Linked DNA regions of Homo sapiens: region 2 is linked to region 1. The links are chromatin loops, found by intact Hi-C in ENCODE. Cell type or tissue: Calu3. All regions are shown on one strand. Links, peaks and the distances in the headings refer to the core of each region. The heading gives the core; the rest is flanking DNA.

Region 1 (5,317 bases), core at 123-5,122:
CCCTCTGGCCCAGGGCAGGTCCAGAAATTCTGTTCAAGAGCATAGATCTGGACTTGGGGACCCCAAGAGCTTACTTATTGTTCTACCCCAGTGGCTGAGCTGGTACCTGAAGTGCAAGAAAAAGACCCCTTTACTTTTCCCTGTGCTTTTCTCAAGCAGAAGGAATCTTTCACCATAGCCACCACAGCTGGGAATGTGCTTGGAGACACCTGAAGTCAGTATGTTTCAGAGCCCAAGGCCCATGGTGTACTATCTGGTTATTGCTGCTGGTTATTCAGGGCCCAGGGGCTCTTAAGTCAGCACATGACAAATCCTGCCAGGACTGTGTCCTTCCATTCAAGTCGGTGGGTTTCCTTTTGGCCCAGGATATGTCTAGAAATATCTTCCATGAGCCAGGGCCTAGAATGGGGAGTGTTATGACTCTGACCAGTGCTCTATGCTCCTGTGGCTGAGTTGATATCCAAGTTGCAAGATAAAGTCCTCTTTACTCTTAACTCTCCCCTCCTTAAGCAGAAAGAAGGAGTCACTTTTGTTGCTGCCAGCACTTTTGTTGCTGCTGGCTGGAATTGGAGTGCAGGGACTGGCATAAATACTTCTTCAGCCCCCCAGCTGGTGTTTCCCTAGGTCACATGTCACCCTAGTCCACTGACTCTGAGCCCAGCCCAGCATGAGGACTTGCCTAGAAATTGCAGTCCTTGTGTCCTAGACTGCCTTTCAGGTTTACCTAGGAATTCAGAACACTTTGGCCCACGGTGGCAAGGCTTGCCGAGAATCTCAAGCTCTGACTGCGGGATGGGTAATTCCCCTCAGGCTAGCCCTGGTCCAAATGCTCCCTCTGTGGATGGGGTGCTGGCTAAGCCCAACATGGCTTTATTTTCTGCTGACAGAACAGCGCTGAGTTCAGTGTAAAGCCCTCTAGTCACTGCACTCTCTCTCCTCCAAATGCACAGATTCTGTCCCTGTGCTACATGGCTGCTGCTGTATACTGGGGAAGAGGTGGCATCGTGATTCAAGACTGTCTCTCTTCCCCTCCTCAATGCCTCTTTCAGCAAGATGAAGTTACAACCAGGTACTGTGATTGCTCACCTGGTTTTTGGTTCTTGTGACTCTTCTTTTCTGTATGCAGATAGTTGTTAAAATTTGATGTTCCTGCAGAGGGAACAAATAGTATATAGGCTTCTATTTTGCTGTCTTGCTCTACCCCACCTGCACAATTTCTGTCCTGAACATTAGTATTGCTATGCATTTTTGGCCCTGTGCAGAAATTTTGGAAAGCAAGCCTTATTCCTGGTAAATTGGAAAATATTAATCAATTTTTATTTCTCCTATTCCAAGGGGGATATCTGAGGGAAAAGAAGGGCATTGGTAGGGATTTTCTTTTTCTCTGAATTTTTCTATGTCCTTTTCTATGTATTTTCTGTGTTCTTTTCACAATCTCATGAAGAAATATCAGCTCACCTGACTAAGGACCCTTGTTGAAAATAACTAATCTCCAGGTACTTAATTAATTCCTGCAAAAGAGAAGGATTTAGCTGAAAGGGAGTAGAACAAAAATGCAAACTTTTATGAGCCTTACACCAGGGTCAAGACTAAAGAAAAGCATGAAGACAATGTTTGGCATTGGTATCCTTGACTTCTCCTTTCACTGTCCTTTCCCATCATGTTGCACACAGAGTTCTCAAACGCCTAATTTATAAATGTATTACCTACTTCAGGAGTATTTGCTTGTCAACAAGTGACACAGGACAAAGTTAGAATATGTAAATTGTCAATTTTAGAAATTTATAAATCTGTAAGCAATATGAGGAAGGTGTTTATGAACACATGACTTTCTCTACCTAAACAAGACTGTTTGATGTGGTAAAATGAACACTGGATAATTATAGTAGACACAGCATTTTAAAAATCCATTTTTGCTTTTTGAGTAATAGTATAATAGTATTCCAATTTCCTTTTGTGGAATTACTTCCCCTATTAAGTGAAAACTTGGTGAGAAAACTTGAATAAAGTACCTGCCTCTACTGGCCAGGGTGTGGACGAATGACTCAAGGTAGGTCAATCTGACTGTTTCTTCCTGGTTCTTTAATGTAATGATGCAACTTTAACATAACTCTTTAATGTAATGATGCAGAGATAAGGGTAAAACAACAGTTGGCACCTCTTATTCAATGATGGCTCTTTCAGTTCCTATTCCTGAGACTAACAAAGCTAACTGGTTTTTGTTTTTTCTGATCTTGGTACTCTAGGCTTTGCTTTACTTCTGTGAGCACCCCATAGTCTTCCAACATGATTACTTTTGCTTAGGTTAGCCAGGGAAGATTCTATTGCTTACAACCAAAGACTCACATTAGATTCAAGGTATTAGGAGGCATGATGGCTCTCTGTGAAATACTTAGCATCTCTGGCTCTATTTTTTCATATGTGAAAATGATGTGGTAGGACTACATGGTTTCTAATTTCTTCTCTAACTCTGAAAGGAAATGAATATATAAAGCTAGCCCTCCCTAAAAGCCACTAATAATTCTGAACATATGCCTATTCCTAGATGAATAAGTTGGGGGTTAATGCACTTTCCCATTAACTGTGACTTCTAATTTGGTCTCTTAGCATGCCTTCAGCCTCTAGGCCCTGGGGCCCATTTAAGGTCATTTAGGCAGAGGCCACATCTGTGGTATCTGAATTATCTGGCTAAGCATCCTGTACTCATTGGGTATTTGCCAACCATATGCTAGATCAGGGTCTGTCAGAATGCCCTCATTTTGGAAAACTATTTAAATGGCAAGAAAAATTAGATCTTAGAAAGAAAAGCATGGGTATAGAGCTCAAGGAATTGGCACAGCTGGGTATCATTAGCAATAATCAAACCTTATCCAGTATAAAAAGCAACAGAAAGTGATGATGTGGGAGCAGTGTGTATTTGTATGTGTATGTAAGTTTATGTATGTATTTGCGTATGTTTGTATACATGTATATATCTGCATAATAAATGTATATAAAATTTTTTTAAATCTTGGTTTCTTTGACTGCTTTCCCCTCCTCACCCTGAACTTGGATCTTTCTACTGTATCCCAGTGGGAGTGTTTGATGTATTGAAATCATCTTAGAATTTCACAGTCTTTGAGGCAGCAACTTTGATGCTGCAGACACAGAGGAGGGCTAAATAAATACATTATTAACAGAAAAAAAAGTGCAAATACTAAATAGCTACTGGAGAATCTAAGTTCTAAAAACATATCCATGAAAGATTCACATCTTTTTTCCCCATAATGACTAATTTTTTATTATAAAGTAATACTATTACTTTAGAAAACAAAAACTTGGAAAATATATGTAGTATATATAAAGGAGCAAGTAAATGTTACCTACACTCTTACCACTCAGATCTATTAAGTAACATTTTTGGATATTTTCTTTAATTTGCAGAAGGTAGTTTTTAATGAAAGAATCCAAATTTGGGATTTACTGAGCTTAGTTTGGAAATTCTTAATTGCAGACATGCATTTTGTCACCAATTTGCTAAATAAAAACAAGATAAGAGTTCCCTTAGTGTTGCTTAATTTAGCTTTATAAATAGACTTTAAAATCACTGTTGTACAAATTTTCTTTTTGAAACTTAAATTTGGCATTTTACATTTGCCCTTCCAAACCCATTCTCTTTAACCTACTCTATTGCACCAATCTCTGCTCACCTTCAAGTGCAAGCCCAAAGCCCTCCCAACCACACAAATCCATAGCACACATTAAGATAGGAAGAGACAGTCAATAATAATTGAACACTTACCATGTGGCAGGCAGTACACCAAAGTCTTTATTTATATATATGTGTGTGTGTATACACACACACACACACACACACACACTAGGTTGATCTTCAAATCCAAAGGCTTTTTATGTGCCATCTTGTTTAATCCTTACAAAACCTTATGAAATAGATATTATTCACATGCTTACATTACTGATGAAGAAACTACATTTCAAAAATATTAAGTGACTTGCTTAAGATGGTCATAAACTAGTTACTGGTAAAGCTGACACTTCAGCTCAGGTCTACCTGATTCCAAAGCCACTATGCTACTGCAACATATAAGGACAAAGAAAAGGCAGTGGCCATGCCTAGACAAAATTATGAAGAAGACAAAAGTCTGTGTTTTGTGCTCTCAATTCCCAGCCAATAGAAACCCATTTTAAAAGTATAGTGTTTGATGAGAAGGAGAATATTCACCAAAGGCTTTAAGTATTAAGTATTCAGGTGGGTGGGATGCTCTTAACATTATGATGTTCATTAGGAACATTGACGTCTAGGACATTAGAGCTCACAGGATACTTAGTACAATCTAATTTAATTCCTTCAATTTACATATTAAAAAACTGAGGCCTGGAGATATAAGGTTACAATTCTTGTCAATAACAGAGCATCGTAATTGTGATTCTACAGCCTAGAATCTGGGTCCCTTTTTCTTTCAATCTACAGATTCCTGAAAACACCAAGGCCTTGTTGTTTCATAATGTAGATGAATCTGATGAAGCAAAATGACTTTGAATGAACTTTAGAGGGTATTGCTTGTATATCTGCTAGCTGATTTTTTTCTAGGTTCAGTTATTTTAGGTCAAAGCCAAATAGTGACTAATATTTCCTTTACAGGCTTTGTGTCTTTCTGATATTTTATCAACAGAATGACTTGAGATTTAATCAATGCATACCTCTAAGTCTAAAAACCCTCACCTAAAGCTTATTCTGTAGCATCTTTGTGTTATAATTTATATGTACTTGATAAGGTAGAAGTTATGCCTGAATTCAATGTGTGTTCTTTTTTTCTATTTGGTTCTCTGCTTTAACTTTTAAAATGGAAATGTGTTGAACACAAAGAGTAACCAAATGAAACAACAGTATAAAACACAGTCTCTTCATTTAGTTTACCAGTAGTCTAGAAAGTAAAAAGATAAATTGAGGCATATAGCTTCGTACGTGTTTGAATCCGTATGATTTTTCTCTCAAATGTACTTAACCTTGAAAGAGTTCATTCTGAATATTCCCATCATTACTCCAGTGCTTCTTCTCAATCCAGAACTCAAAAACATGTATTTAAGCCACTTTACCTTCAGAGTCTACTTTTCTTTTCCTTTTTTTTGAGCCTCTGGGTTTGACCACTTAAAATAATTAGGATGCAAAAATAACAAGAACATTTCTCATTAGGATAGAAATGATGAGGACAAAATGTCCATTTAGTTTTATTCTTATAAAGCGAGCTGGAATTCCCAGAAGATTGAATAAGGATAGTGAGGGCAAATGCTATCAGATTTGTGGACTCATAAAGTA
Region 2 (5,317 bases), core at 267-5,266, 72 kb after region 1:
ACTGTGAGAAACTACACTCAGCAAAAAAATAAAATAAAAATAAAAAATGGTTATAGTTTATCTAGTTCCCTGTGAATAATACAAACACCAAAGTCTCTGGCAGTCAGAGATAGAAGAAAATTAAATTCACGTAAAACTCTTCATCAGCTTAGTTTGGCTAGATATGAAATTCTGGGTTGAAAATTCTTTTCTTTAAGAATGTTGAATATTGGCCCCCACTCTCTTCTGGCTTGGAGAGTTTCTGCCGAGAGATTAGCTGTTAGTCTGATGGGCTTCCCTTTGTGGGTAACCCGACCTTTCTCTCTGGCTGCCCTTAACATTTTCTCCTTCATTTCAACTTCGGTGAATCTGACAATTATGTATCTTGGAGTTGCTCTTCTCGAGGAGTATCTTTGTGGCGTTCTCTGTGCTTCCTGAATTTGAATGTTGGCCTTCCTTTCTAGGTTGGGGAAGTTCTCCTGGATAATATCCTGCAGAGTGTTTTCCAACTTGGTTCCATTCTCCCCAGTTGGTACACATCTGGTGTACATCTGGTACACCAATCAGATGTAGATTTGGTCTTTTCACATAGTCCCATATTTCTTGGAGGCTTTGTTAGTTTCTTTTTATTCTTTTTTCTCTAAACTTCTCTTCTCGCTTCATTTCATTCATTTGATCTTCAATCACTGATACCCTTTCTTCCAGCTGATCGAATCAGCTACTGAAACTTGTAGGGACATGGATGAAGCCGGAAACCATCATTCTCAGCAAACTATCACAAGGACAAAAAACCAAACACCGCATGTTCTCACTCATAGGTGGGAATTGAACAATGAGAGCACTTGGGCACAGGAAGGGGAACATCACACACCGGGGCCTGTTGTGGGGTGGGGGGAGGGGGGAGGGATAGCATTAGGAGATATACCTAATGTAAATGATGAATTAATGGGTGCAGCACACCAACATGGCACATGTATACATATGTAACAAACCTGCACCTTGTGCACATGTACCCTAGAACTTAAAGTATAATAAAAAATATATATATAAAAAATAATAAAAAACTCTTCATCAGCAAGTAAAAACCAAAAGCAACACAATTGTAACTGTGAGATCAAAGAATAGTGAGATGTGAGAGGCAGGCCATCTACTGTCAGCAGCCCCAGACTCCCCTCAGAATCGACGGACAGAACTTCAGATGAGAGAATCCTGAACTGCCCTGGGCTTTGCCAGCCCTTTGAGAGGGAAGTGACAGATGACAAAGTCAAAGCCTGGGAGAACTGAGAACCTAATTCAGTTTAAACTTACCCAGGCCCTTCTCTCTATTTAAAAGGATCGTGTTCACCATGGCCACAAAAGTCTAACTCTGGAATAAGTTGTAGCTCCATTTCTGAAACAAATTTTTTTGACAATAGAATGGAACTTAGAGGATTCATTATGCAATATTATCATATGTGCTCACAGGTATGCCAACATACGTTTCCAAGCTGCTTAAATTGTCTGCCAATGAGCCCCCCTTTTTCATCCCCCAGGGCTTCATCAAGTTGCACATATGATTGATTTTATAATAATAATAATAACATTTAATGAGCATTTGTTACATGTCAGGCACTGTACTAAGTGATCTTCAGTCTTCTTTTAATCCCTTCTTTCATGAAACAAGCATCATTATTATGTTATCTTGAAGAATGTGAGGGTCAGAGAGCTTAAGCAAATTTCCCAAAGTCACACATTTAGGATATAACTGAGTGAAAACTCAGAAAGGATTCCCAAGTGAGGAAAAACTCCCAAAGATGGCAAAACTGGCCTAATTTTGTTTATAGAATTATGTGGTATTGCCTTAGCTTGGGTTACCCAGAAAACAGAGCCTGAGACAATGAGCTTATGGTATAATACTTCTACTCTATTAGGAGATGCATTTCCAGGTATGAGAAAACAACGGGAGAGAAGGAGGAAAGGGGAAGCCAATATGAGACCACATGATCAAGTGTGAAGCTACTGAGACTTACTGAAAAAAATCACAGGATCGTCCAGCAAGAAGTCACATAAACTGCATCTCAAAAAAGTCCATCTAGAGGGAGAAAAGGGGAAGAACTTATGTACCAGCTGACTTTTTAAAATCAAAAGTTTACCTCATGGGATACTAACTCCCTGCCCTTCAGGGTTTCACATGTGTAGGCCATAAGCAGCATCTGTGGCTTCCATATCTTAGCACTAACACCTCCCTAGGGTGGGAGGTGAGAGGCGTATGGTGCAGCTTGGGGTGAGATATACGTATGTAAAGCCACTGGGAGCCAATATAGAACTGATGGTGTTAGTGGTATCGAAACAGGAAATGGGTGAGGCTGAGGCCTCAGAGGTGTCAGACATGAGTCCTTCTTTTCTGCAGGACAGAAAGGAGCCACACAGTTCTAGCATGTTACAAGTAGTTGGGATGCCTATTAAAGGCTAAGATGCAGCAGCTTAGCTTGCAGTCCTACATAGGCACTGAAGTAAGTTCTCATGCCCTAGTCCAGAAAGCAGAGTCTTCAGGCACTTTGGACAAGCAGCAATTACAAAGCACAAAAAGGGGAGAAATATGAAAATGTTCACTTAGTCATTCATTCTTCCAAGAAAGTCAACCAGCAGGTTCAACCAGTTCTTAGAGGTTCCCAGGAAATACACCTTCTTTCCTGGAGCAGGAGTTGTAACCTCCTCCGGTGTGGTTTCATCTGGGTAAAGATCATTGAACTGCATACAATGGCACAGAGTGCCATTGCATAGAGTCTGATAGAGCATCTTGCTCCTATGCAATGGCATCAGAAAGCAAAATCCCCTTTGTTTTGCATTCACGAAATAGTTTAGAATTAAAATACAGTTAAAATTAAAATTCAGGGCTTCAGTTAAAATTAGTAATAAAAGCCCTTGGTGGGTACTCACCATAGGCCTGCAAATAATCCCTGTCATTCTAAAGAAAGTGGACTCTGATAAGGAAGGTACTTCTGATTGCTAGAGCCTAGGCCATCTGACTATATCCTAGCTGCAAAGGCAGCTGGAAAATTAGCTGTCATTTTCAACTAATATAGTGGGTGTCAATCTCTGCCTCATAAAGTCGAAAAATTACCCAAACATAGGAAGAGGGTTCAGATTCTAGGTGGTCAAAAAGAATGTCAGATGTCCATTTTTGACCCCACATCCTTTCGTGCTAACTAGTTTATTGCCTGATACCAATGTTTTTCTTGTAGTGAGGCCCCTGATATCTACTGCTAGATTTCCTTGACAGCAAGGTCAAAAGAACAGTCATGCCAGATATAACCTCGGAGGTCTACCCAACACACCTTGCCTGGCCTTTCTTGGTTTGTTTTGTTCAACAGTTGCCCAAGCCCAGAATCTGGTACTCTGCATGACAAATCAGCAAATAAACCTGCCACCTGGAATCTGAGCTTTGGAACTACTACTATAAACAGCCATATACACATCATAACCCAAAGCCCCATAGAGTGTAATGCTGACTTTATTATAATGTGGGACACATGGATTATACCCCTTGCTCTCACATTAAACTGCTGTATGGCTTTGTGGAAGTGACTTAGCCACTTTGTATTTGGTTTCCTATTTTGTAAAAAAAAAAAAATTTTTTTTAAAGAAAGAAGAAAAAAGCCATTGCATTCAGCACAGGGGAAAGAAACCACTAATGCACAGAATGCTAATAATGTACAAGGAGGTTTACTTTCAGTTGTTGCAGCAAACCTGCAAGACAGGTGCTCTATCCTCATCTTGCTGATGAAGGAACTGAGACAGAGGGGTCATGTTTTCCCAAAAGTCATAGAGTTAACAAGCTGCTGAGGCCAGGGTTTGAGCCAGTTTCAGCCAGCCTCAAAGCCCTTGCTCTTTCCATGTTTCTTTTTTGAAAACAAATGTTGAATTACACAAACAGCAAGAGTATATTATCTGTAAAAAATTTAAATGTTTCTGAAAGGCTAATGTCTCCTTGGAATACTACCCCCTTGCCCCAACAAACTTTCTCAAGTGACAATAAATAGCCACTTATAATTTTAGTGTATATACTTCAAGTTTTTCTATGTGTTTATATACATGTAACCTAGAAAGCATATATAAGCACATATAGAAGTAATATAATGTTACTTATACAAGTGTGTATATTTTTGTATGAAAATAATGTCATTTTGAAGATATCTTTATGCAGCCTGCTTTTCATTTGACAATAGGTTTTGGAGCTCTAGCTATGTCAGTACACAGCGAGCAATCTCATTCCTTTTAGCTGGTGCATAGTATTTCGTAGCATAGAAATATAAGTTTATTTAACTATTTCCCTCCTGATGGATACTCAATTTGTTTGCTCTTAGCACATATTTCTATTCCAACATTGTGCTTTTTCTCCAGCTTCCAGAGATTAGTTCTGTAACCTCTTTTAGCTCAAAAATTCTATGGCATGAAGGAAATGAAGCATGATTAAGTCTGAAGACATAATAATTCACTCTAGATAACTCATTTATTAAGCAGTGATATAGCACCAAATTGTGAAATATACACCACCATTAAAAACACAGTGCCAAATAAACAAAACAAAAAGATCCAAACAGGTTCAGGCAGACAAATGTCTCTCTGGTAACAAGATTCTAGTTTGTGTTCACTTAAGTATGTGACTCAAAGCTCTGTGTGGATATTCTTGATTACAGCAATTTGTTTTATAATAGTTGAGATTTAACATGGCATCATGCAATGTGCTGATGCTACATGTATTATTTAACCCTAATGATAATCCTTTAGAGCACATTATTACCTTTTGTATTGCTAAAGCAACTAGGGCTTAGAGAGGCCAAGAAATTTTGACCGAGATTACAAACTAGTGGCAAGACCAAGTTTCAAACTCAAGTTGTCTGACTCCAAAAGTCCCTCTTCTTTCCACTGTCTGTCATCAATCCTTTTAACCTGGGTTAGTGCAGAAGGACCTGATGATAAAGAACAAATTCTCACCTGATGCAAAACCTCTCAACATCTGCTCATTTTTTCAGTTCATTTTTCACTTCCTTCCCTGTCCTGAACCTGGCCCTAAATTACTTATAATTCACCAATAACACATTGCTGTGAACTTTTGCAAGCACTGTTTGCCTTTTCTGGAACATTATTCTATTGTCTGTCTGGGCAATCCAGACTTATCTTTCAGCGCAAGCATCATTTTCTCCAGAAAGCCTTTGCTGTACCATCCCCACCCTCACACCTGCCCAAAATTGGGTTAGGGATCCTCCATATTTTCCCATAGTGCTTTGTGTTACTTTCCCTAAAGCATTAAACATCACAAATTGTAAATATTTGTTACTTTCTTGTTTCCCTATAC

What was found. A loop is a pair of places that touch in the nucleus more often than their neighbours do. Peaks named below come from ENCODE experiments on the same cell type or tissue, not always from the same donor. Only the 100,000 strongest peaks of a DNase experiment are listed, where the experiment ranks them.
Region 2: a loop joins it to region 1, with 6 times the contacts of the local background. A loop is called at or near these places in 1 of 110 quality-filtered maps.

The regions. Positions count from the first base shown.
Region 1 is chr12:70,118,519-70,123,835 of GRCh38, reverse strand. No RefSeq gene overlaps it. Among named protein-coding and RNA genes, the nearest start is that of LINC02821, 59 kb to the left of the region's middle. In Calu3, for the core only: no CTCF peak of the experiment used is centred there; a DNase peak (open chromatin) is centred at 2,035.
Region 2 is chr12:70,047,108-70,052,424 of GRCh38, reverse strand. No RefSeq gene overlaps it. Among named protein-coding and RNA genes, the nearest start is that of LINC02821, 130 kb to the left of the region's middle. In Calu3, for the core only: a CTCF peak has its summit at 2,181; DNase peaks (open chromatin) are centred at 2,324 and 2,644.